4 separate regions of the Homo sapiens genome follow, and regions 1, 2 and 4 are each linked to region 3. Evidence: chromatin loops called from intact Hi-C (ENCODE). Cell type or tissue: Caco-2. All regions are shown on one strand. Links, peaks and the distances in the headings refer to the core of each region. The heading gives the core; the rest is flanking DNA.

Region 1 (8,055 bases), core at 1,891-6,890, 110 kb before region 3:
TTGTGAATAATGCTGTAATAAACATAGGCTTGCAGATATCACTTTGATATACTGAGTTCCTTTCTTTTGGATATATACCTAGCAGTGAGATTGCTGGAGCATACAGTAGATCTATATAGTTTTTTGAGGACCCTCCATACTGTTCTCCATAGTGCCTGTACTAATTTACATTCCCACAAGCATTCCCTTTGTGTCCTTGTCAGCATGTTATTTTTGTCTTTTCAATAATAGCCATTTTAACTGGGGTGAGATGATGTCTCATTATGCTTTTGATATGCATTTCCCTAATAGTGATGATGAGTATTTTTTCATATGCCTGTGGGCATTTTTTAAAATTATTGATTTTAAATGTTTTCTTTTGAGAAAAATCTATTCAGTTTATTTGCGCATTTTTAATTGGTATTATATGGGGGTTCTTTGGCCATTGAGTTGTTTGAATTTCTATATATTCTGGTTTTTAATCCCTTGTTGGATGGATAATTTGCAAATATTTTTTCCCCTTCTGTAGATTGTCTCTTTACTCCATTGATTGTTTCTTTTGTTGTGCAGAAGCTTTTTAGTTTGATGTGATCCCACTTGTCTACTTTTACTTTTGTTGTCAGTGTTTTCAGGTCTTACATACAAAAAAATCTTGGCCCAGATTAATCTCTTAGAATGTTTCCCCAATGTTTTCTTCTAGTAGTTTCACAGTTTCAGGTCTTAGAATTGAGTCTTTAATCCATTTTGATTTTATTTTTGTTTATAGTGAGAAATGGGGGTCTAGTTCCTTTTTTCTTTTCTTTTCTTTCTTTCTTTCTTTTTTTTTTTAAGGATAACCAGTTTCTCAGCACCATTTATTGAAGAGACTGTCCTTTCCCCCACAGAATGTTCTTGGTGACTTTGTGAAAAATCAATTGACTATAAATATGTGGATTTATCTCTGGGTTCTCTATTCTGTTCCATTGGTCTGTGTGTCTATTTTTATGCCAATACCATGCTGTTTTCTTAGGTAGTGTGGTGCCTCCAGCTATGTTCTTTTTGTTCAGGGTTGCTTTGGCTATTTGGCATCATCTGTGGTTCTATATGAAGCTTATGTTTTTTTTGTATCTGTGAAGAATGTCTTTGGTATTTTGATAGGTATTGCATTGGATCTGTAGATTGCTTTTGGTAGTATTGTTATTTTCACATTATAATTCTTTCAATCTTTGAACATGGCATGTCTTTCCATTTTTTGTGACCACTTCCATTTCTTTAATCAGTGTTTTATAGTCTTCCTTGTGAAGCTCTTTCACCTTCTTGGTTAAATTTATTCCTAGGTTTGTTGCTGTTGTTGTTGTTTTGTTTTGTTTTTTAATTAAAGACAGGGTCTTGCTCCGTTGCCCAGGCTGAAAGGTAATGGCATGATTACAGCTCACTGCAGCCTTGAACTCCTAGGCTCAAGTGATCTTCCCTCCCCAGGCTCCCAAGTTGCTGGGACTATAGGTGTGCACCACCATGCCAGCTAATTTTTTTTTTTTTTAATAGAGACTGGGTCTCACTGTGTTGTGCAAGCTGGTCTTGAACTCCTGGCCCCAGGCAGTCCTCCTTCCTTGGCCTCCTAAAGCACTGAGAATACAGGCATGAGTCACTGTCCTGGACCTTAGTGTTTTGGGGTGTGTGTGTGTGTGTGTGTGTGTGTGTGTGTGTGTGTAGCTATTATAAATGGGAATGCTGCTTTCTTGATTTCTTCTTGTTTGTTTATAGAAATGCCAATAATTTTTGTATGTTGATTTTTGTATCTTGCAACTTTACTGAAATTGTTTATCAATCCTGAGTTTTTTGTGGAGCTTTTAGGGTTTTCTCTTTATAAGATTTTGTCATTTGCAAACAGGGACAGTTTGACTTCCTCCTTTGCAATTTGGATACCCTTTATTTTTCTCTCTTGTTTCTTTGCTCTGGCTAGGACTTCCAGTGCTGCGTTTAATAAGAATGGTGAGAGTGCGCATCCTTATATTGTTCCAGCTCCTAGAAGAAAAGCTTTCGGCTTTTCCCCATTTAGTATAATGTTAACTGTGGGTTTCTCTTATATGGCCTTTATTATGTCGAGGTACACTCCTTCTAGACCTAGTTTGTTGAGGGTTTTTTATCATAAAGCGATGTTGAATTTTATCGAATGCTTTTTCTGCATCTATTGAGATAATCATATGGTTTTTGTCCTTCATTATGTTGGTGTGATATTTCACATTTATTGATTTGGGTATGTTGAACCATTCTTACATCTCTGGGATAAATCCCACTTATCATGGTGAATGATCCTTTTAATGTGCTGTTGGATTTGGTTTGCTACTATTTGTTGAGGATTTTTGCATGTATTTGCATCAGAGACATTGACCTATAGTTGTGTCCTTGTCTGGTTTCAGTAACAGGGTAATGCTGGCCTCATAGAATGAGTTTGGAAGAATTCTCACCTCTTCAGTTTTCCGGAAGAATTTGAGAAGAATTGGTATTTATTCTTTAAATGTTTGGTAGAATTCAGTATTGAAGCCATCAGGTCCTGAACTTTTTTTTGATGGGAGACTTTTTATTACTGATTCAGTCTTATTACTTGTACTTGACCTGTTCATGTTTTCTATTTTTTCTTGGTTCAATCTTGGTAGGTGGTATATGTCCACAAATTTATCAATTATCATTAGGTTTTCCAATTGGTTATTTTTAAAAAATTAGTATTATTATTATTATTTTTTGGAGACAGAGTCTTACTCTGTTGCCCAGGCTGGAGTCCAGTGGCACAATCTCAACTCACTGCAACCTCTGCCTCCCAGGTTCAAGCAATTCTTCTGCCTCAGCCTCCCAAGTAGCTGGTACTACAGGCGCATGCTGCCACACCCGGCTAATTTTTTTGTATTTTAGTAGAGATGGGGTTTCATTGTGTTGCCCAGGCTGGTCTCGAACTCCTGAGCTCAGGCAATCCACCCACCTCAGTCTCCCAAAGTGCCGTGATTGCAGGTGTGAGCCAATGCACCCAGCCTTAATTATAATTTTATTAAAAAATTTATTCCAGTAAATTTGACATAGGAACGGATGGTTTTGTAGAAAAAGTATAATTTACCAAATCACAACCAAATAAGGGTCATCACAGAAATGTAAGAAATGTTAAACATATGAAATGGTATCAATCTAATTCACCACATTAACAGATTATAGAAGTAAACCCATATGATCATTTCAACAAATGAATAACTTGACAAAATTCAGTATTTATTAATTTGAAAACATGTACTTGAGGCTGGGCATGGTAGTTCACACTTGTAATCCCAGCACTTTGGGAGGACGAGGCAGGTGGGTCACTTGAGGCCAGGAGTTCAAGACCAGCCTGAGCAACATGATGAAACCCTGTCTCTACTAAAAATACAAAAATTAGCCAGGCATGCTGGTACACACCCATAATCCCAGCTACTCAGGAGGCTGAGGCATGAGAATTGCTCAAACCCAGGAGGTGGAGGTTACAGTAAGCTGAGATCATGTCACTGCACTCCAGCCTGAGGGACAGAGTGAGACTCTGTCTCAAAAAAAAAAAAAAAGTAAAATAAATAAAAACATTTACCAAAGGATGAATATAATAGGATTTTCTTAGCTTTATAAAAGTTAATTACCAAAAAACAGAACTCCTACAAACATCATACTAATAGAGACTTTAGGAGCATTCCCGTTAAATTCAGGAACAAGACAAAGAGGACTAATGTTATTTCTGTTGAGCACTCTATTGAATTTGCTAGCAAATACAATAAAACAAGTAAAAGAAATATGATATAAGAATTGGAAACAAGAAATAAAATACTCTTAATTTGTAGGAATGTAAATTATCTACATAGGAAATCCAAAAGAATCAGCAAACGATAGAACTAATAAAATAATTTGGAAAGATTACTAGATGCAAAAGATATATGCGAAAGTAAAGTCCGTAGTGTTTTTGTCTATCAGTAATAACCACTTGGGAGGTGGTGGTTTTTTTTTTTTAAGTAAAAATAGTGAAATTTCTTTTCCTGATGTATCTAAACTAGGAGTTTCCTAATGAAATAAACCATCTCTGACCATTACTGCAATCATCCCATTGCTCAGCTTTATGAGACCCAACACCCCCTTTTGTAACAGATATTTTTAATTCTCCTTTACTATTTTGAAATGAATTTCATAGCTTAATATAATCTGTGTACATACATCTTTGAAAAGCATTAATTTAATTTAATATAAAGGCAAAAGAAAAACAAATTTATAATAATATGTGTTCTAACTTTGTAAATGTTAAAGAATAGCTATATCAGAAGATACAATGAAGTAACCATGTTTTTGCAGTTACTTTTAATGCATAGATTTGGATTTAAGAAAAACAAAACAACATTCAACTCATATTATCAACAATTTTTCTTTTTATTTAACCTGTAGAAATAAGGACTAGAAAAGTATATGCATATATATTAAAAAATTGCGTCTACAGCTGCCTATACAGACAACTATTGTTATGCGTATTGCTGCTCCAAATACAATGAGCAGCATTGATGTTACTAATGTGTTGCCCCAAACTATTTTTAAAAGAAAATTTTTGAAAAGTTTTTAAAAAATACAAAACAAAATCATCTTCAGTTTACATGATAGCTGCATACTTGTAAGTTTCAATTAAATATGTGCAAAACAATACTTGGAATTTATGAAAATGTATTTCAGCTCTGGTTTTAAATTTATAAACAGATCTTCCAAGTACATATTCCACCCGACTTTCAAAAATTTCACAGAATGTAGAAGAGTTCTTTATTGTGCAAGACTGGTTCATCCATTGCAAGACATTTAGCATTCCTAAACTCCCCTCCCACTAAATGCTATTAGCAATCTACAGCCAACAGGACAAGCAACCCCTCATGTAAATTTCTGTATCATCCCCTGGGGGGCAGTACTACTCTCAGTGATAACTATTGATTTAAATGCCTGAATATATTTCTATGGGTAAACTCTCTTTTTCTGAGTCATAATTACAGCTATGATTGAAAACATATTTTCTTTACTAAGCAACTCATAATCAAAGGCTAATCTTATATCTTCAAAACTTGACTGAATATTTCCTAACCTTGACAGCATAAAGTCTAGAAAGGCAAAATGGAACTCTGAGTACGTTTGGGTTTGTGTCGCTTGAAAAACTCATATTACAGGCATCATATAACATTCTTATGTCATATAATAGTTCTGTAAGTGGAAACTTAATCCTTGAAAATTATGAAATGCATCAGGCAAGGTGGCTCATGCCTGTAATCTCAGCACTTTGGGAGGCCAAGGCAGGTGATTCACCTGAGATCAGGAGTTCGAGACCAGCCTGGCCAACATGGTGAAACCCTGACTCTACTAAAAATACAAAAAAATTAGCCAGGCATGGTGGCGCATGCCTGTAATCCCAGCTACTCGGGAGGCTGAGGCAGGAGAATCACTTGAACCAGGGAGGCAGAGGGTGCAGTGAGCTGAGATAGCGCCACTGTGCTCTAGCCTGGGTGACAAGAGTGAAACTCCATCTCAAAAAAAAAAAAAAAAAGAAATGAAAGTGATGAGATGGTCATGAGAACCAGATGCACAGAAGAAGTTTTAGCAGATTTTCTTATTTATTTATTTATTTTTTTTTTTGAGAAGGAGTTTCACTCTGTCGCCAGGCTGGAGTGCAGTGGCGTGATCTCGGCTTACTGCAACCTCCACCTCCTAGGTTCAAGTGATTCTCCTGCCTCAGCCTCCCGAGTAGCTGGGACTACAGGCATGTGCCACCATGCCCAGCTAATTTTGTATTTTTAGTAGAGACGGGGTTTCACCATGTTGGCCAGGATGGTCTCAATCTCTTGACCTCATGATCCGCCCACCTCAGCCTCCCGAAGTGCTGGGATTACAGGCGTGAGCCACCGCGTGCCCGACCTCGCAGATTTCTTTATCAAATGATGTTATCAGTTCTGCAGTTCATGCAAAAGACTGAAACATCTTATAATTTATACGTGGCCTAAAAACTATTCTTCTTAAATTAGGTATTGATTTCAAAACATGCCAGCTTTTTTGATTGCGGATTAGTTAAAAAATATAAGAATTTTTTTAACCATTGTAATTTACTACCTAAGTGATTTCATTCAGTCTGTTTGCTTCAGATAAACCTGTACGATCAATGACTCTCAAATCTTTATTTCTAGGTCCAGCCTCTACCTTTAGCTCCAGACTTGTATATCCAACTGCCAGTACCATATATATTTGGGTATTTACTAGGTATCTCAAATTTACCACATGAAAATTGAACTTGTGATTTTTCTTCTACAACCATGTTCCTCTGGTGTTTCTCATCTCAGTAAATGATAACTCAGTAAATGATTTATCCAGTTGTTCACAACAAAAACCTTGGGGTCATTCTTCACTTCTTTCTCTTGTACCCTAAATTCAATGTTTTAATTAGTCCTATAAACTCTGTCTTCAAAGTACATTATGAATCTGACCACTTAGCCTCACCTCCCCCAGACTACCTGAGTCAAAGCCAACATTATTTCTTACATGAGAGACTGCATTAGACTTACAACTTCTCTCTTGTTTCTGTGTTTCTTCCACACCATTATGGCGTATTTACTGATCTACAACCGGTTTTAAGTTAGTTGCCTGCTTAAAATTTTCTCATGAATTCTCATTACATTTTCAAACAAAATCCAAAGTTTTTACCATGACCTTGTGGATATCTTTCTGACCTCATTTACTACTGTTATCTTCCTTATTCATTCCATTCCACCCACAGTGGCCTTCTTGCAAGTCAGAGAATGCAACAAATATGCTCCTGCCTTGGGGCATTTGCACTTCTGTTCTTTTGGCCTGGTCACTTCACCTCCACATTCTCCATTTTTTATGACTTTCTTCCTATATTTGGATCTCTGTTCAAATGTCACCCCTCAAAAAGGCCTTCAAAACTACCCTATTTAAAATAGCACCTGCCACTGCCATCTCCATACCCATTTTCATTTTTCCATAGCACTTATCCCTACTTGGCATTATGTTATATATTTGTTTATTTGTTTACTGTCTGTCTCCCCCACTGGACTGTAAGCTCCATGACTGTAAGTACATAGATGAATTACAAAATGAATCAATGGTGAATTATCCTTGACATATATTATTTAATGATTTTGACTCCATTTTAAGTAAAAAAAAAATAACATTTTTTTCACTCTTCAAAGTGATATAGTTTAATCTTCTAAACTACATTTTTCTCATTTCCCGATTTAATTAAATCAGTGATATAAAAAAAAGAGTGATGGGGATATGTGAAAGAAGACTAAAATAGATGCCAGGAAATACTAAAACTGCTGAAGTTTAGTGGTATATTTTTTCTTTACACACAGTATTATTTGAGTTACTAATTGTGTCACTGAATTACAGAATAAGCAAAATACTAGGTAAACAGAATCACGCTTGGGGGCTATATTTTGTGTAAAATTTGTGTTATGCAAAAATAATATTAAATATTTAATTACTACAGTTTTGTTATTTCTTTCTTATTTTAGGAAATGATTTGCAGCTGAGTGAATCAGGAAGTGACAGTGATGACTGAAGAAATATTTAGCTATAAATAAAAATTTATACAGCATGTATAATTTATTTTGTATTAACAATAAAAATTCCTAAGACTGAGGGAAATATGTCTTAACTTTTGATGATAAAAGAAATTAAATTTGATTCAGAAATTTCAGTTGATGTTATGTATTTGTTTTTTAGACAGTTTATTTATATAAATTTATTTATTGTTTTTTAGACAGTTTATATATAAATATATATTATATATGAAGATATATATATATAATTAAATACAGCAGTTTTAGGTTCATAGCAAAGTTGAAGTTTTAGGTTCATAACAAAGTTGAGAAGGTCTTATTTCTTCTCTCCTCATTATCAATATCCCACACCAGAGTGGCACATTTGCTAAAATAGATGAGCCTACATTGATAGATCATTATTACACTAAGTCCATAGTTTACATTAGGGTTCAGTCTTGATGTTGTGCATTCTATGGATTTTTGACAAATGTGTATTCATCATTTTAGT
Region 2 (8,055 bases), core at 2,035-7,034, 110 kb after region 3:
AAGGCTCTAGCAGTTTTATGGACCTGGGGGTGGAGGAATCCAAGGGTGGGGAGAATTCATGAGGAAAATGAGGTGAGAGGGCTAGGAGTGGAAAAGTACAAAGTACTGAGTTAGCGTGGGGAATAGTGTCTTTAGGGCTAGGAGTGGAAAAAATACTAGGTACTGAGTCAGAGTGGAAAACAGTGTCTTCAAGGCAGGGAGTGGAAAAGTGCTAGGTACTGAGTCCGAGTGGAGAAAAGTGTCTTCTCTATGATGAGGAGGCTTCAGCAGAGGTGCCTGAAGACCTCACCCCAGAGCCTCAGATAAAGAGACCTAAGAATGAGGGTGCCTGGGCTAAGATTGCAAGTATGTGAAAAAGCATGACTGGCGGGAGGCTGAGATCTTGATTGCAGCCCCCTTCAGAGACTGCCATGCACTGACTGTGCACCAAGTCTGCTGTAGAAAGGGCAACTTCCTCAGCAAGGCTTGTCAGATTAAGCCTCTTTAATTGCCTGTGGTCAGGTCTGAAAAATCACACATAGATTTTTAATCAGAACCCAGACATCTCAGGAGAGACAGACAATAACCAAACATACCGTGTCATGTCATGTCATGATAAGTACCACAATAAATATAAGTCAGCATGAGGGACAGAATGCCCAGGATGCTATCTTCAATAGAATGGTTAGAGAAATCTCCCTGGGAGGTAGCATTTAATGAAAGACCTACATGAAGTGAAGGAGAAGCTATGAGACTGTCTGGAGGAAGAACCTTCTGGACAGAGGGAACAACATGAGAAGAGGACTTGAGACAGAGTGTGTGATCTTTTGGAGGAATGTCAAGGGAGGCAGTGTGGCTGGGGAGAGTAAGCAGGGGAAAGAGGCCTGATAGGTACTGGGGACCCAATTACATGAGGTCTTGTAAGGCCAGGGGAAGGACTTTGGATGTAGTTCTCAGTGTGAGGGGAAGGGATCTGGATATATTTTTCAGTTTGGTGGAAGGCATCAGAGGCTTCTGAACAGGAGGATTATGTGATTGGAGCTGTATTTTTAAGGGATCATTTTGGCTTGAGAAACTAGACCCGGGGACAAGGACGGAGCAGGCAGATGAGTTAGGAGACAATTACATTAGTCTCCTCTACCCTTTTCTTAACATATTGGAGTTCAGCTCTGGCTGTAGTAGTTCTAGATCTCCTCAGACACACTTGTGTAGAGCCTCTGTTGGGTATTTTGGGTACACAAATGATTCATCTTGGTTATACAGATGATTTAGATGATTGTAGACAGAAGAGGGTTGTCTGGTCATTCCCAGACAGGGGAGCATTCCTTGAGATAGAGTAGAGGAAGGCTGAAGGGGAGGAAGACAGTACCTGTTGCTATCTAGATAGAGACATCCAGCAGGAAGTTGAATACAGGTATCTGAAACTCTAGTGAAAGTTATAGGCTGGCAATAAGCACCTGGGAGTTATTAGCTTTTACTTGACAGTTGAATCCGTGGGGCTAGAGGAGAAAAACCAGGAAAGTATGGAGAATAAGAAGACCAAGAACATGCACTCAAGGTTACCAAAATTAAAGAGTGATTTGAGAAAATTAACAAGGAAATCAGAGATTGGGAAAGAATAGAGCATTTCAATGAGGAGAGATGCCAACACTTGCATTTGACACAGCGGTCAAATGAGTTGAGATCTGAAAAGAGCTCAAGCCTTGGCCATGGTGTGAAGTCACCAACAACCTTTGTCAGGGAGTTTCAGTAGAGAGGTGGGGGTGGGAGGCTGGGAATAAAGGCAGCAATTGCTGCTTACTCTTTCAGGGAGTTTGACTCCAAGGGAAAGAGAAACTAAAAGCAGTAGCACAAGGTTTGTGTTTGAAGTAATGGAGGTGAACCAGGTGAATAGCCTGGAGGCCGAGTGAAGTGAGACAGGACACTGCAGATTTGGAATGTCACCAGTCCGCACAACTGAATAATTTCCTCCAGAACTGCTCAATTGCCCAGTTGTAAGAACAGATATGTAGACCAAAAGTAGAGTGTCCCCAGGGTAAATTTTATAGAGACAAAGGGGTGTGTTTATTGAAGTTGTGGAAAGGAATAATTACAAAGACATACTATTGTTGCATTGTCCAATATAATAACCACTAGCCATATGTGACTACTTAAATTTCAATTAATTAAAATTAAATAAGATTAAAAATTCATCTTCTCAGTCATACTAGCTATGTATCAATTGCTCAATAGCCACAGGGGCTGGTGGCTATCATATTGTTCAGCACAGAGACAGAGCATTTCCATTATCACTAAGAGTTCTTGTGGAAAACACTGCACTACAGGGTCTGGATAAAGCTGAGGTCTTGATTAAGTTGAACAACAGTTGTAGAAGGAGTAAGCAAGAGCAAAACCTGGATGAATAGGAGGTTGTGGACGGAGATTAGTATATTGAGATTAAGATTCTAGGGACTGAGCTGCTCCAGGTGAAAAGTTTCAGGGTTATGTCATAAGAAGGTGGGGGGCAGCTGCTGAAATAGTCTGCGGGTGTAGACCTGTGGAGTTGACAAGATCAAAGAAATTTGAGGCAAGGTTGTTAGACTCATTCATGAAGAAGTCACCCAAATTGTTAGCAAGACCTTGCATCTAATGCCAAAATCCTCATTTAGCAAGGTGGTAGTGACTTAGTAGCTACAAGCAATGAGAAAGTCAGACACCTCAAAAGGGGAAGGTGTTGCTCAAAGTCCCCACAAAGTGTGATAAAACAAACAGTAGCTGGGGCTGGAGCAAGTGGCTTCCTTTGGGTGAAGCCAGATTTCACTGAAATAATAACCTCAGGGAAACAGTCAATGAAGGGGTTAAAGATGTGGGAGAGTTTCCTTGTAGTAAGTAATGGAATGAGGCTTTCAAAGGGCCAAGTAAAACTTTGGAGGAAGTTTAGTAAAAGAAGGAATTTTTTTTAGTACAGATAAGCATAGGAACATAAAGAAGAGATAATTCTTAAACATATAAGATATGCATTTGGGGATAGCAGCCAGGGAACACTGAAGTCCCAGTGGGGTCAGAGACTTCATAAGGCTAGCAAATTACAGTTTTTGAGTGGCATTCCAACAGTAGAGTGTATTGCTCAGGAAGTCCTTAATTATCCTTTGAAACAAATTCCTTCAGCTGATTACGAAGGCATCTAGCTGGATTCTTGAGCGACTTGTTCCTGACATCATAGCAACCCATTGTAACTAGACTTCGACCATTCCTCTTACCCAAGTGCTGGGGAAGGGAGAGATTCTCAATGCTTACCCACCTATGGAATCCCAGTAAGTCCAGTTGCTAGGTGGCTTGAGGTCTGGGGTCATAAAATGGAAGGCCTGAAGTCATTTGGTGATCACAGACCTTGAGCCAAACTTTCCCCATTTAGTCAGAGAAAGGATTAGCAGCATCCCCCATGCCTGGCTCTGTGTGAGATCATGGAAGCCAGTGGTTGGTGAGGTGCTATGGAGTATAAATTGCAAAATACTTTCAGTTCCACTCAGAATGGATTTCAAAGTGATTTCCACCCCATGGGGAGGAGAGGGAGTCTGAGGAGGGATGGATGGAAAAAAAATTTTCATGTCATTTTCTGTGATCCACTCTGGAGACAGAGGCAGAGATTCTCTACAACAGCTGCTCAAACTATAGCTCTTGTTAAAATGGAGGTTCTGAATCAGTAAGTCTTGGGTGGGGCCAGAGATTCCGTGTTTCAGACCAGCCCACATGTGACGTGAATCTCATTGGTCCATACATCACACTTTCAGTTGCTAGGTGAAGAAGGGAGCACTCGATGAGTGGAAGAGAAAGCCGTTGTAATCTTTGGGAGAAGGGGCCTGGGTCAGCGGAGTTAGACTGGTCTGTGAGTGGACAGAATGGATGGGAAGGAAAGAAGATACTGTGAGGCTCTACAGAAAAAAAAAAAAAAAAAAATATATATATATATATATATATATATATGTAAATCAAGAAGACAGAAGCAGCTAAAGACGAAGTCATTTCCAGGTCCAGAAGGCACAACTGACAGCTGAGTAATAACATAACATTGACTGTTAATTGGCAGAATTTTTAACTGTGTGTTTGGTTTCTCCATCAGGTCATCTGTCCTATATTACATGACAATTTAGACTAAAACCAGTATTTCCTCAGAGACAATGCTAGAAGCTTTTACAGTAGGGGGCACTCTTGCATTACATTAAGAGCTCAGCAAAGAAGATGCAGAAGCCTCAGGTTTGCCTTGTAAGGTGATTCATAAACACACTAAATCTTCCTTAGGTCTCCCTTTCACTGTCAGGGTACGCATATAGATTTTCCTTCCTCCCTCCAATACCGGTACGCATCCTCTACAGGTGGTGCATTTTATACCTCAAGTACTTCACAGGGTCCTAGTGAGTGTAGTGAAATAGGCAGTGATTCATATTTGTGCAAACTCCCACTGATGCCTGCTGTCTGCTTCCCTAAGAGTTCAAGACCACCACCAACCCCTTGATTATGTGTTCTCACTGGGCCACTCTGTACACAGTTTAGTTTGACAAGTGCATGTCACTGTTATCTGTCCTTCTATTCCCTCTTTCAAGAGAAACCACATCAATTTAATTACTCCCCCACTTAGAACTCTTCAAATGAAGCTCCTCTCATCTCTCTCATCAACCCATCTCCTCCCTTTCCTCCTCAATGTCAACATGCCTTCACATAAATCCTGAATGATGAAATTTTATTTAGAACTTACACTAACTTCCTCTCCAAGGTGGCATCTAACTTCATATTAAGTAAGAAACAGCCTTCCCACTCTCCACCCCCGCACTTCTCACCCACCACTGCTTACTTTTTTTTTTTTTTTTTTTTTTTTTTTGCCAAGTCTCAAGTAATTCTGTAACCTAGAAAAGGTCCTACACAAACCCCGTGATCATTCACATTTAAGTAGTTGGGTGGCCCACATCCTTCCCACAAACCCCAAAGTGTCCTCAAGGACTAAAGCCTTTCTCTCAACCCTTCCAGCATGATGTCTATGGTTGTAAAATTGTCCAGGGTCAGTGCATACTGGGAGCAGCAAGTTTGTGGTGCCTGGGGTTTCCCCAATACTCCCAAAGCACATCCTCACCTGCCCATCTATGATTCATTTTCAGCATTTCACTCATGTGCCTTAAATGGTCATTGACCACCACAATCCGAAAACAGCCATCAAATTTGCCCAGTTCTCTTTCTGATCTCTGAAAGAGCTTAGAGAGGTCACTGAAAATAAAGGCCTTGGTTCACTATCGAAGTCATTTCTAAAGCATTTGACATCCTTGGAAGTGCTGGCCATGGGAGCAGCAGTCATAGGGGAAGTTCTGTAAAGGGAGCTATTTGAATTTCAAAGATGTTACTCAACGTGATTCCCCAACTAATGAAGTATAATAAAGGGGGGCTATAATTTATTACCATTATCAGCAATCTTTTCACCATAGCAGACCAAGGAATATGTGGATGGGAGGGGAGGGGAAAGCTTTTGGTGATGGTGTAGAAGTTATGGAACCTGTAACAGCTACAGTGATGAAAACTAAAATTAAGGTTATAGGAAGGTAACTGGTGGGTGAATGGGTTGTCTAACTCTACTGGTTTTTCCCTGTCTTGCAATTTAAATTCACAGAACCACAGTACTAGAAAGACCCTTGGAACATTTAGTCAACCACTTCATTAATCAGATGAGGAAACTGAGGCTCATAAAGATTGCAGTTTGTACAAGGCCACACATTTAGTCAGCGGTGAAGCAAGGACAAAGGTCCTAATCTCCAGATGCCAAGCAGATGTGCACAGTTCCAGAGCTTAATATCTTATTCTTCAGCATGATTACTGATAAGATAGTATCTGGGTATTGTATAAAGAGAAATGGAGGTTTTTTCCCCTTTCCTCTTGTTTCTCCCTCCCTAATCCTTAACCTTCTTTTTTAGGTGCTGCTCCTCTGAAGATTCAAGCTTATTTCAATGAGACTGCAGACCTGCCATGCCAATTTGCAAACTCTCAAAACCAAAGCCTGAGTGAGCTAGTAGTATTTTGGCAGGACCAGGAAAACTTGGTTCTGAATGAGGTATACTTAGGCAAAGAGAAATTTGACAGTGTTCATTCCAAGTATATGGGCCGCACAAGTTTTGATTCGGACAGTTGGACCCTGAGACTTCACAATCTTCAGATCAAGGACAAGGGCTTGTATCAATGTATCATCCATCACAAAAAGCCCACAGGAATGATTCGCATCCACCAGATGAATTCTGAACTGTCAGTGCTTGGTATGTGGTCAATGGTGTGTGTTCAGATTCTTAGCCTTCTCAGATGAGACTGCAAATGAGTTAGAAAAACACTGGAGGGGGACTTGAGGGGCCCAGGGGAAAAGGGGGGTCTATAGAGAGAAGGCAGAGGACAGCCACTTCTGGGAAGTGCATTTGAAGGGAGTGTAGAGTCTGGGAGTAGGGAACTGAAAGTCTTTTGTACTTTTTATAGTCTGCTTCTGAAGGATCAGTAAAAATCTGCTTTGGGGAAAAAATAGAGCTAATTGAACAAAGATAATATGGCTAATTACCTATAGTAAAAACCATGGATAATTTGGCCATCACAAAGTTTATATAACCATAAAGGCCTCAGATGTCTTACATTCATTTTTTCCTTGGGTCCAAGATTTTTCACCTACTAAATCTTTGCCTGGAGCTCCTAGCAAAGCGGACAGCTGACACATTTGGGTTTTCCCTTCAGCCTCCTCTAGGTTGCTTATGAGTTGTTTGCTGCCACAACCATGAGCCTGGTAGACAGAAGGGAAAAAAACCCAACAAACATAACCCACAAACTTACAAACCAGCTCCTCTGCTTCACGAGACCTTGGAAGGCCTAAATGCCACTACAGATTTTTTTAAAACTATCACACAGTAAAATTATTTTTTTTTGTTTTGATATACTGTTCTACTGATTGTATAGATCTTGTATAGATTTAGGTAACCGCCACAGGACATAGAGCATTTCTATCACCCTAAAAATTTCCCTCAGGCTGTCCCTTCATAGAGTCATACCCTGTCTGCACTCATAACCCTTGTTGGGCATCCTATAGTTTTGTCTTTTTGACAGTGTCACATAAGTGAAGCCACACAGTATGTAACCTTTTAAGCCTGGCTTCTTTCGTTTAGCGCGCCTTCGAGATTCACCCAAGTTGTTGCACATATCGAGCTTGTCCCTTTTTATTGCTGAGTAGCATTTTATTGTTTATCCATTCAACTCAGTAAAAGACATTGGGTTGTTTCTGGTTTGGGGCTCTTATGAATAAGGCTGCTGTAAACGTTCATGTACAGGTTTTTGTGTGAACATAAGTTCTCAGTTCTCTAGAGGAAATACCCAGGTGTGGTATTACTGGATCCAGGTTAATTTTTGATGAAACTTGAAAAGGCAGATCAACACCTATTCTAAAACCATAGAGTAAAACAGAAGCAAAAGTAAAAATAGAATGGAGAGCTGCTCCCTTTGAACCCTGTGTGATTTAAACTAGGCTGCAGGGCTTTAGGAATAGTTAACCAAGTGCTAAATCCGTGTTTTCAAAATGTGGTCAGGTACCATTGGAAATGTTTTAGGTGGGACACAGATAAGCATTTTGAAAAGCCATGTTGTATTTGTTTTAATGTATATTAGAAAAACTCTAACTTACGCAACATGTGATTTCACAGATCTTGTTAATGAAGCTAAACACGGTCTGGCAATTCACCTTCTACAGGCCACATAGACTCCAAGAAGACTGCTCAAATAGTACACTGATATAGCAAAACTTATAAAGATGACATGCAAATGACAGACCTTTTAGTAAGAATACACTAAATTATAAATTAGTTTGTAGAACCTGCAAACTACCTAGTAACTATAAAAGAACAAGGGATTTTTTCTGACAGAAGGCACATGACACAGGTCTAGGGACTCCATGCCAGTGATCCTGAACAGCCAGAAAAGTGAGAATGGCAAAGGCAAGAGAAACACTGTGTTTATTAAGATCATGTATTTTTCCCTAAAATAGCTGGATTTGGCCTTCTTCTTAGAGTATGTTATGAAGACACTTTGATGCTC
Region 3 (5,236 bases), core at 1-5,000:
AGAGATTATATAAATATGCAAGAGAGCATGAACCAAGGCTAAAACTACAGTTGGTAATTCCTCGAACTCTAACTTTTTTGTTTTTTGGCCTTTTGGGTTTTTTAGTAATGGGGACTTGCTCTATTGCCCAGGCTGGAATACAGATGTGTGATCATGGGATCCTGGCTCATTGCAGCCTTGCACTCCTGGGCTCAAGGGATCCTTCTGCCTCAGCCTCTTGAGTAGCTGGGACTACAAGTGCATGCCACCACACCTAACTAATTTTTATATTTTTTGTAGAGACGGGGTCTCACTATGTTTCCCAGGCTGATCTTGAACTCCTAGTCTCAAGTGATTCTTAGCCTCCCAAAGTGCTGTGATTACAGGTGTGAGCCACTATACCCAATCTCAAACTCTTGTATTTAAAATTCTTCTATTTGATTCTCAGAATCTAAGCCAAAAACTGTTAGACTCAGACTTGCAGTTCCCAAGTCAGCTGGAAACCTAGGTGATGCTGATGACACACAGGAGCCGAGAAGTAGCCACAGAAGTTGTGCTGTGCTTGGTGACTAAATGACCACACTCCTTCCACTATGAGAGCTGTCTTTCTCCTGGGAAATAGAAGAATACACACACAAAAAAAATCCAGTCAGTGCAATCCGTCTATGCATGTAACACATAATGTGCTCTTGATTTACAAATCCTAAGTGGGTGGTGGCTGCCAGGACAGCAGATCTGAACCTAAAAAGTATTTCTTTACTCTTCATGAAACCAATCTCTCTCCCCAGGCTTAGGTTTTTCTTGCTTACCTCTCTAGAGACTCCCTCAAATACCTTTAATTTCTGAAAATTTCTTCCAGTCTAATTCACTCTGCCTCTTGCTCTGTTTTCTAATACCTTCAAGTCTCCCTTAGACTGAAAAAGGGGTACCCTGTTCCATTCTTCAGTCCATCTCTCTCCCATTCATTCATGAAGACATTGCTCAGTTCTCTTTTTCCTTTTTATAATCTCCTGAATCATTCCTTCCCAGCCCTTTTCTAAAAAGTTTGGCTTCAAACCTTAGTATTTCTCTGAAGTTGTATTTCAGAGATCACTAATTACTTCTTCCTGACCAAACTCAGTGGCTTTTTTTCAGAAGTTATTCCACTCTACTTGGTCTTTGGGCTTTTTCCACTTCCTCGGTGAGGGTGAAGAACTGTGGTTTACATTTCTCATATTTTTCTAGCTACGGTAGGGGATCATTTTATTTAAGTTTTGAATACTTATACTTGTGGTCCATGAATGTAACCTTCCTCATCTTATTTGAAATAAGAAAACGAAGTATCTGTCCTAAAATATACTGCTCAAAAGGGATCACATATGTATGTACATTCATGTTGCTATAAAAAAAAGTTTCCAATTTATCAGGAAAGTGAGTTTTAGGGGTCATGATTTCTAATCAAAATACTGCAGGATAAATGTTCTCTGACATAACGGAAAACAATGAAATGTGGTAAAAGGAACTTGTCCAAGTTTGCTAAAAGAAAACCTAGACATGATCAAGGAGTAGACATTTTGTTGAAAGTAGGAGATTAAGAATGCCGACATAAAACTTTTTAAACATTAAATCAAAAAGTCAAGAAAAAAGCTGGGATTCTCTTTAGAAAGTTTGAATTTAGCTTGGAGAAGAAAGAACACAGTGGTTTTCTCTTGTATTAGAACAGGTGTATACCGGCCAAGTTTGGAAGAAGCCAGAAATACCTTGAGAATGTCTTAGGACAAGATTAGAAGGAAAGATAATTCATTGGAAGGAGTCCAGGAGCCTGGGCCACTCAAGTCTGTACTCACTGAAGGTAAAAGCTTGAAGTTTTTGCCCCTTATATTTCTGAGGTTATAGCTTCAGTGGAGTGAAAACGCCACCAGACCTGAATTGAGAAGATCTTGGCTGGAATCCTGGTTCTGAAGTTGGGTGGAAGATCCCTCAATATAACCTCCATTTTCTCATGGGCACTGTGTAACATATCGTTCCTATCTATTTCAGGTTACCATGAAATCATCTGCATGGAAGCCCTTGTTTGTCAATATCTATTTGTCAAATATTACTCTTGAGAGAGAAGGTTCCACATGAACAACAACAAAAAAAGTTGTTCCATTTATGTTTCTCTAAATGCCAAATGAAGTATTTTAAATAAGCATTTTATAAAAAGTTATGGTAAAGCTGTAGCTGCTGAAAGCCTGCTTTAGGAAAATAGTGATACATCTTATCAACTCAAGCAGTAAACAGGAACTTCCAGTGCTGCATGATGGAAGGTCACCATCTAGAGGCCCAATTGTATTAGGATGTTTCACTACAAGCTCCAATGACTCCAGAGGCTAGGAAGGCAGCCTGTGTAAGAAGCAGCAGCCAGCCCCAAGGAGAGGAGGGAACAGCAAGACTTTGGCCCTGCAGACTTTGCCTCAGTAAATGCATTCAAAATTCCAGTTACAAACAAAACAAACTAAACACAGTGCCTTCAAACTGAGCAATCTGCCAAATCAAGCTTTGATCCTGGGCCTCTGCTCACTGTCAGAATATGAATGGAAAGTTGAATGTGATAAGTAAAGTGATAACTCCTTGGGAGATAAGCTCAAAGAGATTCCAAACAATGGAGGCTTTTACAATTTCTTGTACAAAATCTTTGCTTCTTGGGAGTAACTTTACAATTGAAAATTTGGTTTGGTTGTGGTAGGTGGTAAAGGAAGCTGTGATATTTTCAGAAAATTAGGAAGAAATAAAGTCACCAGAAGATATCATTGACTCCAAATGATAATCTCTTTCTCTCTTCCTTTTTTTTCTGAGTCAAGGTCGCATTCTGTGCTCAGGCTGGAGTGCAGTGGTGCAATCATGGCTCACTGAGCCTAGAACCTGGGCTCAAGTGATCCTCCTATACTCCTGAGTAGCTGGGACTACGGGTACATGCCACTGCACTTGACTATACTTCTCTCTAAGGAGGCAGCATGAATTATTGAAAGGGCACAGGCTTGAGAATCAAAGCGCAATTCAAACCTAAGCTTCACTCCCTATTGGCTGTGTGGCTTTGAGCATGCTACTCAACCTCTCAGAGGCTCCCATAGTTGTGAGGATTAAATGAAATAAAGCTTGGAGGCCAGGCACAGTGGCTCATGCCTGTAATCCCAGCACTTTGGGAGGTCGAGGCGGGCAGATCACGAGGTCAAGAGATCGAGACCATCCCGGCCAACATGGTGAAACCCCATCTGTACTAAAAACACAAAAGTTAGCTGGGTGTGCTGGCATATGCCTGTAGTCCCAGCTAATCACGAGGCTGAGGCTGGAGAATCGCTTGAACTGGGGAGGCAGAGGTTGCAGAGAGCCGAGATTGCACCACTGCCCTCCAGCCTGGTGACAGAACGAGACTCTGTCTCAAAAAGAAAAAAAAAAGAAAGCCTGGAAAGGGCTTAAAGGGCTTATCCAGTGTCTGGAATGTAACTGGTGTTCCTCACCCTTTTCTCACTTACAAGAAGTCACATAATTTAACTTACAGAAAATGAAAAGAAAATAATTTAACTTAGAAGAAGATAGCATGTAGATTTGGGGCCCAAAACTGGATCTTAACTTTTTTTGTTGTTGTTGTTATAATGAAGAGACCTGGTTTAGTCACTACATGAGTAAAGGAAGTGTGATTGTGTTTTCTTTCAGGACGTAATTTTCTTACTGGTAACACGGAAGAAATAGTTGTATCATCTGTAAATGAGGATAATAGTACAAAACACACAGGGTTGTTGTGAGGATTAAGTAAGATGTTATATAAGATGTCTATAACTCAGTACCGCTTAGCAAGGGGTAGCTATTTTCACTATTTTGTTGATCCTTGTCACTCAAGGGACATCTGTGAGAAGATGACATAATTGCCATTAATTATTACAGAAATGTCTGCTGGTCTTTGCTACCTTCCTCACAAATCACTCTCTCACCAAGGCTCTGCTCTAGAAAGAGCAGCAGTGTGGCTCTCCTAAGAGGCCTGCTCCTTTGCACACACCATGTATGTGATTGAGTTTTTAAAAAACTCACAGCAGAACATGTACTTCCAAATGAGAGTTGTATCCTTCAAAGCCTGTGACAGACTACACTTCTTCTTTTATAATATCTCTCTGCTCCGGGAACTTATTTCAGAGTTACTGCATATACCTTTGACTATCTCAACAGAAGCAAAAGAGAAAAGGATTTTGGTCAAATAGAGAAAAGATCTTCATGGGTAGCCTGTAAGTTGGCTCTGAGGCAGTTTATTAATGTTTTTGAGCAATGGCAACATATCTTTGCAAAGTGGCAACATTAAAGGACTGCTGTCATTTGGATGTATTAATTATAAATTTTTTTTTTGAGACAGAGTTTTGCTCTTGTCACCCAGGCTGGAGTGCAATGGCACGATCTCAGCTCACTGCAACCTCCTCTTCCCAGATTCAAGTGATTCTCTTGCCTCAGCCTCCTGAGTAACTTGGATTACAGGCACCCGCCACCACACCCAGCTAATTTTTTGTATTTTTAGTAGAGACACAGTTTCACCATGTTGGCCAGGCTGGTCTTGAACTCCTGACCTCAGGTGATCCACCCGCCTCGGCCTCCCAAAGTGCTGGGATTACAGGCATGAACCACCACACCCAGCCCCAAATAATTTTTAAAGTCACTTCTTTAAAAAAATACAAAAGATCTGTTTCTAGGGGCCCTAAAGGCCTACTTCCTTCTGTGTTCCCCTTTTAACTATGTCTGGCACCCATTGGCATCTTGCCTATTCACAGAATCTTAATGTTTTGGCCCATATATGGAATATCAGGGTTTTAAAAATCAGTTTAATGGTCCTTTCCAGGGGATGTCTCAGAGGGTCCCAACCTCATATATACCAGGGCCTTGCAATGCTGACTTAACAAGTGTCTTCTGTCAGGCCCAGTGTTCTAATTTGGGGTATGGAAATGGGTTGCTAAGTAAAGAAAGCAAAGCAGCTGTGAAGGAAGGTGAGGCTCTAGCCACAACAGCCTGCATTCAAGTCCTAGCTCATGGCTTGCAAGGTGCTTAATCATGCTGAGCCTCATTTTCTCCTGTGACCTCGCTTGGCCTACCCCACAGGACTGCGATGACAGCCGAAGCGACGGTGAGAAGGCCCTTCACAGGCAGCGAACTCTCCCCTGCCCTCTGCACTCGCTTGATTTCTTTAGCTCTGACAAGAGGTAGTCCACCTAGCCCACAGTGTAATTTGGGCAAAACAGGGAGGAGGCACCCTCTGTGG
Region 4 (8,055 bases), core at 1,882-6,881, 140 kb before region 3:
GTGCCCGCCACCATGCCCAGCTAATTTTTTGCATTTTTAGTAGAGTTGGGGGTTCACTATGTTGACCAGGCTGGTCTCAAACTCCCGACCTCAGATGATCCACCTCCCTTGGCCTCCCAAAGTGCTGGGATTGCAAGCGTGAGCCACCGTGCCCGGCCAAGTCTATTCTTATCCATTTAAAGTTAAGTATATATAAATAGCCAGATTTCTTTTATCACTTCTTTTATTTATATTTATATTTTCTCTTCATTCCCCTATGTTGAGGTGTTGGTTCTGATTCCTTTGTTGTATGGTTAAGAGTCCTTTTATTCCCTCAAATAACATATGCACGCACTTATTTTATTTATTTTTTAGAGACAAGATTTCATTCTGCCACTCAGGCTGGAGTGCAGTGGCACAATTATAGCCCACTGCAGCCTCCAACTCCTGGGCTCAAGCAATCCTCCTGCCTCAGCCTTCCAAGCAGCTAGGACTACAAATGTGCACCACCATGCCCAGCTAATTTTTAGTTTTTTTTTTGTGGACACAGGTTGTCCCCATGTTGCCCATGCTGGTCGGAAACTCCTGGGCTCAAGTGATCCTTAGCCATCTAAAATGGTGGGATTACATGCATGAGTCACCACACATGACCCACTCACTTATTTTATATTTTATTTTACAGTTTTGTCTTTTGGTTGACAATCCTAAGTCAGTCATTCATGTGAACCAATTATAAGCAATTCTATGTGGTTTGTAAACAGTGGCAAATTAAGAAAGTTGGAGAGTAGATGAGAAGATCATGGAGGGTCCATGTGCAGGTTTATGGAATATGGCTTTATCTGAATACACAGTTTTTTAAGCACAGAAAGATTTTTAAGCAAGGGAACAATACGATTAGATTTGCCTGCTCACAGAATGGGGAACAAAATTGGAAAGAGAGTAGGGAGGAGAATAACAATAATCTAGGTGAATGACGATTGAAGGTGTGTCATCACAGTGAACATGGAGCCGATAGGTGGTATTCAATAGTTATTTAGAGGCAATGATAGTTCATATGCTTAGTAGTTGTCTGGTACTTTAGTAGTTGCCTTTCTTGGGGTATTGAATAAGGAATGGACAGAAACTGAAGCTTAAAAGTTAGGAATGGTGTTCAATTTAATGAGGGAGAAAGTTTACATTTATAAAACTTGTTCAAAATGTAGATGGCAGGTGTAGAGATTATGAAAGATTTGTTTCATTTGTTACTTATGACCAGAAATTGTCTATATTATTCATATTTAACCTTCATTGAATATTTATAAAGGTCTTGATACTTCTTCAGGTGCTGAGAGCAATTTTTTAAAAATTAATGATTAGTTCTTATTTTCAGGAGCTCAGAGAACAATAATACATTGTAATTTTTAGATGTATTCCATTCTAATTAAGAGTACAGATATCATTAAGAATATCTTGCACAAATCTCTTATCAACTGTAATTTGGAGTCCTTAGGTAACTATTTTGGGGTATCTTACTTGTTTCAGTCAACACATCTGAAAAATTTACTTACCAGCCAAGTAGACCCACTTTGTTTGGTTATAATCATGCTCCTGACTCTCCAGCTTACCAGGGCTTCAACTAAGTGCTCCACATCTAACCGTTTTAGAGCTAGCCCAGACATGTCTTCATCTACGTGTTGTGCATTCTTGATTTTCTGTAGATTACTTTAGTCTTTGGGAGAGGTAAAAAACCCACAAACAACTGTTCCTTTATTTTACATTTATAATTTTCCCTCCATACCTTCAGAAATCTCTAACCTACCCATCTTTTATGGCATTTTCAATTACCTAATTTATCTTATACTCCTCCTAGTGCTCATTTAGTAAATCTCTAATGATTAACTTTAATATGATACACCACTTAGCCTTTTTAGAGGTCATCCTTTTCTAACCTGATCTAACAGTACTATTTTATTATTTTTGTAATATTTGATAAAATTATTATGATAAATCCATTAAAATTTAATGTACTTTTATAAACTCCAAAGACAAACATACACAAATAATTGTTTAGAAATACATATATGTGGGATAAAGCAAAAGAATGACAAACGTAAAATTCCTTCAGGTTTGATGGAGCAGGGACAAAAGATAGGGGAGGAGCATGTAAGTAGATGTAGTTTATTAGTAATGATCTAGGTTTCTTTTATTGCCAACAGAATTGTATAATGAATTACATGTACCCATCACTGAGCTTTAACAATTATCAACATTTTGCTAATCTTTTTATTTTTTAATCTAATGTCTTACCATTTTTTTCCTTGGCATATTTTATAGCAAATCCCAGACAATGTGCCATTTCATCAATGCTTACTTATGTATCTCTAACTGATAAGGACATTTCTATCTAAGCACCATGCTATTATCACAAATAACATAATTGATAATACTTCGTCCATAGTCACAATTTTGTGATGATCTCAAAAACGTGTTTTTTACAGACATTTGTCTGTAAAATGTCCTAACTAGAATCCAAATAAGATTTCTACATTGTATTTGAATATTGTATTTCTTGTCTCTTTTATTCTTTAAAAGTCCCTTCCTTTCTTCTCCACCCCTTTTTTAATTTATCTTTTTTAGAGACAGGGTCTCACTGTGTTGCCCAGGTTGGAGTGCAGTGGCTATTCACGGGTGTGATTATGTCACACTGAAGCCTAGAACTCCTGGCTTCAAGCTGTCCTCCTGCTTCAGCACCCATCCTCCACAAGTAGCTGGTACTACAGTGCCTGCACCTGGCTCTCTTCTCTTTTTTATGCCATTGGTTTGTTGGAAAAACCGTACTATCTGTCCTAGAGAATATACCTACATTCTGGACTTCAAATTACTTCTATCTGGATGTATTTAACTTGTTCCTCTATTCCTTCTATTTTCTATATATTGGTAGTTATATATCTAAGGGCAGGCTGGATTACAGATTCTTTGGGGTTTGATAAGAATTAAATTCTTTGGGGTTTTTGTGTGGTTTTTGGCAAGAGTATTTTATGGATGGCGCAGTGTACTTTCATATGACATCATTAAGCACATAATGTCTGCTTATCTTACTTTTAATTATGCTAAATTTAATTAGTGGGTTTAGTGTAAGAGGTGTTCCTTAATATGCATAGGGAGGTACTGCTTTAAGAAAATGCCAGATTTTAAAAATTAAACTTATAAAGCAATAAGAAAGAAGATGAGGAGGCTGGGCACAGTGGCTTCTGCCTGTAATCACAGCACTTTGGGAGACTGAGATGGGTGGATCACTTGAGGTCAGGAGTTCGAGACCAGCCTGACCAACATGGTGAAACCCCGTCTCTACTAAAAATATAAAAATTAGCTGGGCGTGGTTGTCCATGCCTATAGTCCCAACTGCTCTGGAGGCTGAGGCAGGAGAATCACTTGAATCCAGGAGGTGGAGGTTGCAGTGAGCCGAGATCGTGCCACTGCACTCCAGCCCGGGCAACAGAGCAAGACTCTGTCTCAAAAAAAAAAAAAAAAAAAGGAGGAATAGAAAATATGATTCAAGGCTCTGTTTCCTTATCCATAAAATATATTGGTTGTGTTCGAATTGAATCTCAATTACTCATTATAGGCCAAAGAAACAAATCTTTACTGTCCCAAGGTGAGTACCTCCTGTCTTCCCTTTCCTCAATGACAGCAGCTTTGAGATTTCAGCCTATCTTCATCTGTCTTTTTTACTACACTCTTTGGATTCAGGGTAGTAAATTTAGGTAGTTTATGGGTGACTTGAAGTATAACATAGAAGGAGAAACCCAGAATCAAGATTTCAAAGGCCTTCCCAAGTGAATTCCTATGATAAATTTTAAGTAATAATAATTAACTTTTTAAACAGGGTTCAACTCCACCAGTAACTGTTTTCAAAGGTTCAAAAAAACCTTACTTAAAAGAATGCATTTTGATTATTAACCATGATACTGGAGAATGTCGGCTAGAAAAACTCAGCAGCAACATCACTGTAAAAAAAACAAGGTATGTGGTTTAATGAAATAAATTATATTATAAACATAAATTTCTAAGGAAATGTCAATAAAAAATTTATTAAGTCACATTATAATATAGGAGTTATTTCTGTGTGGTACAAAAATGTTTTAATCTTTTTCTAAGTTTAAATTTGGTGGAGATCCTAAGCAAAAAGCGTTTTACCACATTACCCTGTGATATATAAAAGCTTGTTTTGCTTCTAAATGCTTTCTATAGGTATAGGTACACTTTTTATCCTATTGTAGATACTTCTGTATAACTGGATTGAAGGAAGCCATTATACATTCTCTAAAATAATTTCATCTTCATTAGTAAAAATTTATTGAGTACCTAGGATGTGTAAGGTACTAGAAAAAGGAAAGTTTGCTCTGCAAACACCTCAAAACTTCTGCATTTTATTCAGATAAACAGACTATTCCATTTAAAAAGTCAATAGGAGAATATACCCATCTCAAATCCTTTTTGGAAATAGGTAACACATTACTTACCCTGTAATATAAGGATGTTTGCTCTAAAAGCCATGCAAATAGTATAGACAAAAATTGCTCTAGGAATTAAGAAAAAGGAGAAGTAATGGTAGATTGGAAAATTCAGGGAGGCCTTTTTGATGTACCTTAAGAGGAGGTTAGGATCATAAGAATTACCTTGGGTGCTTGTTAAAAATTAGTTCCCGAATCCAACCTTAAATCAGGGAAGGATCCTGGGAAACTCTATTTTTTAATATCCCCTCACCCCTACCATCCATGCCCTGCTGTGATTCACACCAGAAGAAAGTTTGTGCAATACCGATTTAATTGATTAGAGAGGAGATGAGAATGTAAGACAAGTTTGATATCTGATTTATTCAGGGCCAATGAGTAAGACCTACTTGAACGGAGCAGAGGTTTGTCTCTGTACCTGTGTATACGTTTTGGAAAGTAGGGGGCGATGTTGATATTGGGCTAGAGGTAAGGTTGTAATTTTGTTGGTTGAGGTTAGTGCCATCAATATTAACTAAGAAATTAGGACATTATCTTGCTGGTAGTCGTTACATATTAAAGTCTTTTTAACCAGGGATTGGCATGTTTACAGTTTTGTTTTAAAACATTAATTCAGTAGAGAAACTGAGTAAATGAAACAATGTAGGAATCAGAAAAATGTATAAACCAGGATTTTTGAGGGCAGGAATGAAGAGAAAGTGAGGTTCTAAAGACTTTTTGAAGGAAGAACTGACAGGATTTGGTGACTGGAAATGGGAGAGGCAAAAATCAAGCATACTTTTATTATACTACACTCTTCTTAAAGATATTGAAAGAAAAGTATATGAATCTCCTTTATTATCATGCCTGTCTTAAGTTATGAATGGAAACTTTAGAAGTGATTTAGTTTTAACAGAAATGATAATCTTAGAACTTACGGAATATATCGTACCTGTTATACACTTATATTTTTCCTTTTATTTTAGTCATTTGTGAATATCTTATCTGTTCAATTTAAGCAATGGCTTTTTTTTTTTTTTGGTTGTTGTTTTATTTATTTTTAAATAGAGATGGAGGGTCTCGTTATATTGCCCAGGCTGGTCTTGAACTCCTGGCCTCAAACCATCTTCCTTCCTCAGCCTCCGAAAGTGCTGGGATTATAGGCATGAGCCACTGCACCAGCCTGGATTTTTGTTTTTGTTTTATGAGACAGGGTCTCACTCTGTCACCCAGGCTGGAGTGCAGTGGCGCAATCATAGCTTACTGCAGCTTCTAACTCCTGGGCTCAAATGATCCTCCCACAGCCTCCTAAATAGCTGAGATTACAGGTGTGCATCATCATGCCCAGCTAATATTTTTATTATTTTTATACAGACAGGGTCTCGTTATGTTGACAAGGCTGGTCTTGAATTCCTGGCCTCAAGTAATCCTCCCACTTCAGCCTCCCAATATGCTGGGATTACAGGCATGAGGCGCCAAGCCTGGCACTGGTTTTGTTTTTGTTCTTGTTTGTATCCCTCAATGGACATGTGTATCACAGAAATAGAACTTGATAAATACTTGTTAAATAATGAACTAAATTAATGTTTTAATTATGGAATATTATTCTAAAGATGTTTAGGAAAAGAATAAGTGGTCAGTTTTAGTAACTTTGTAAGTTAAATTTTTGTTACATTGCTGTCATACCTGTTTCAATATTTGATATTCTTAATTGCAGAGTTGAAGGAAGCAGTAAAATTCAGTATCGTAAAGAACAACAGCAACAACAAATGTGGAATTCAGCCAGGACTCCCAATCTTGTAAAACATTCTCCATCTGAAGATAAGATGTCCCCAGCATCTCCAATAGATGATATCGAAAGAGGTAAAATCTAAGTATATGTAACATCCCTTTATAAGAGATAATTAAGAAATGTTAAGGCCAGGCATGGTGGCTCACACCTGTAATCCCAGCACTTTAGGAGGCCGAGGCAGGCGGATCATGAGGTCAGTAGTTCAACACCAGCCTGGCCAACATGGTGAAACCGCATCTCTGCTAAAAATACAAAAATTAGCTGGGCATGATGGCATGTGCCTGTGGTCCCACCTACTCGGGAGGCTGAGGTAGAAGAATCACTTGAACCCAGGAGGCAGAGGTTGCAGTGAGCTGAGATTGCGCCACTGCACTCCAGCCTGGGTGACGGTGAGACTCCATCTCAAAAAAAAAAAAAAGAAAAAAAAATGCTAAATGAATTTTTTCATTTTAATTAACAGTGGTACTAATTATAAATGTTTACCAAGAGCATAATATTTTTTGTAATTACGCATTTTTCTGGGTAATGATGTAGCTTATGATTTTTAGTTTTATGTAAGCAATATCCATATAAGAGAATTTGTATCATTTTATTTATTTTATTATACTTTAAGTTCTAGGGTACATGTACACAACGTGCAGGTTTGTTACATATGTATACATGTGGCATGTTGGTGTGCTGCACCCATTAACTCATCATTTACATTAGGTATATCTCCGAATGCTATCCCTCCCCTCTCCCCCAACCCCATGACAGGCCCCGGTGTGTGATGGACACCCTGTGTCCAAGTGTTCTCATTGTTCAATTCCCACCTATGAGTGAGAACATGTGGTGTTTGGTTTTCTGTCCTTGCAGTAGTTTGCTCAGAATGATGGTTTCCAGCTTCATCCATGTCCCTACAAAGGACGTGAACACATCCTTTTTTATGGCTGCATAGTATTCCATGGTGTATATGTGCCACATTTTCTTAATCCAGTCTATCATTGTTGGACATTTGGGTTGGTTCCAAGTCTTTGCTATTGTGAATAGTGCCACAATAAACATACGTGTGCATGTGTCTTTATAGCAGCATGATTTATAATCCTTCGGGTATATACCCAGTAATGGGATGGCTGGGTCAAATGGTATTTCTAGTTCTAGATCCTTGAGGAATCGCCACACAGTCTTCCGCAATGGTTGAACTAATTTACAGTCCCATCAACAGTGTAAAAGTGTTCCTATTTCTCCACATCTCTCTAGCACCTGTTGTTTCCTGCCTTTTTAATGATCGCCATTCTAACTGGTGTGAGATGGTATCTCATTGTGGTTTTGATTTGCATTTCTCTGATGACCAGTGATGATGAGCATTTTTTCATGTGTCTGTTGGCTGCATAAATGTCTTCTTTTGAGAAGTGTCTGTTCATATCCTTTGCCCACTTTTTGATGGAGTCGTTTGTTTTTTTCTTGTAAATTTGTGTAAGTTCTTCATAGATTCTGGATATTAGCCCTTTGTAAAATGGGTAAATTGCAAAAATTTTCTCCCATTCTGTAGGTTGCCTGTTCACTCTGATGGTAGTTTCTTTTGCTGTGCAGAAGCTCTTTAGTTCAATCATATCCCATTTGTCTATTTTGGCTTCTGTTGCCATTGCTTTTGATGTTTTAGTCATGAAGTCCTTGCCCATGCCTATGTCCTGAATGGTATTGCCTAGGTTTTCTTCTAGCGTTTTTATGGTTTTAGGTCTAACATTTAAGTCTTTAATCCATCTTGAATTAATTTTTATATAAGGTGTAAGGAAAGTATCCAGTTTCAGCTTTCTACATACGGCTAGCCAG

The links. Peaks named below come from ENCODE experiments on the same cell type or tissue, not always from the same donor. Only the 100,000 strongest peaks of a DNase experiment are listed, where the experiment ranks them.
Region 1: it touches region 3 in a loop (10-fold over the local background); 14 of 110 quality-filtered maps call a loop at or near these places.
Region 2: it touches region 3 in a loop (10-fold over the local background); 7 of 110 quality-filtered maps call a loop at or near these places.
Region 4: a loop joins it to region 3, with 12 times the contacts of the local background. A loop is called at or near these places in 6 of 110 quality-filtered maps.

What each region holds. Positions count from the first base shown.
Region 1 is chr3:121,878,825-121,886,879 of GRCh38, forward strand. It overlaps EAF2 (ELL associated factor 2), which reads left to right. Exons shown (of 6, transcript NM_018456.6): 6 at 7,518-7,702. The coding sequence ends at 7,564. Among named protein-coding and RNA genes, the nearest start is that of SLC15A2, 12 kb to the right of the region's middle. In Caco-2, for the core only: a CTCF peak has its summit at 4,898 (motif pointing right); a DNase peak (open chromatin) is centred at 6,797.
Region 2 is chr3:122,097,600-122,105,654 of GRCh38, forward strand. It overlaps CD86 (CD86 molecule), which reads left to right. Exons shown (of 7, transcript NM_175862.5): 3 at 5,913-6,248. Among named protein-coding and RNA genes, the nearest start is that of CD86, 46 kb to the left of the region's middle. RefSeq lists an enhancer at 3,461-3,650 and a silencer at 6,693-6,762. In Caco-2, for the core only: a CTCF peak has its summit at 4,155 (motif pointing right); a DNase peak (open chromatin) is centred at 3,176.
Region 3 is chr3:121,987,819-121,993,054 of GRCh38, forward strand. ILDR1 (immunoglobulin like domain containing receptor 1) reads right to left here. Exons shown (of 8, transcript NM_001199799.2): 8 at 1-590. The coding sequence ends at 549. LOC101927010 (a long non-coding RNA gene) reads left to right here and starts at 361. Exons shown (of 2, transcript XR_241555.5): 1 at 361-1,810; 2 at 1,999-2,761. RefSeq lists an enhancer at 4,950-5,236. In Caco-2, for the core only: no CTCF peak of the experiment used is centred there; a DNase peak (open chromatin) is centred at 2,363.
Region 4 is chr3:121,850,843-121,858,897 of GRCh38, forward strand. EAF2 (ELL associated factor 2) reads left to right here. Exons shown (of 6, transcript NM_018456.6): 3 at 3,845-3,981; 4 at 6,169-6,314. Among named protein-coding and RNA genes, the nearest start is that of EAF2, 20 kb to the left of the region's middle. In Caco-2, for the core only: CTCF peaks have their summits at 4,929 and 5,197; no DNase peak of the experiment used is centred there.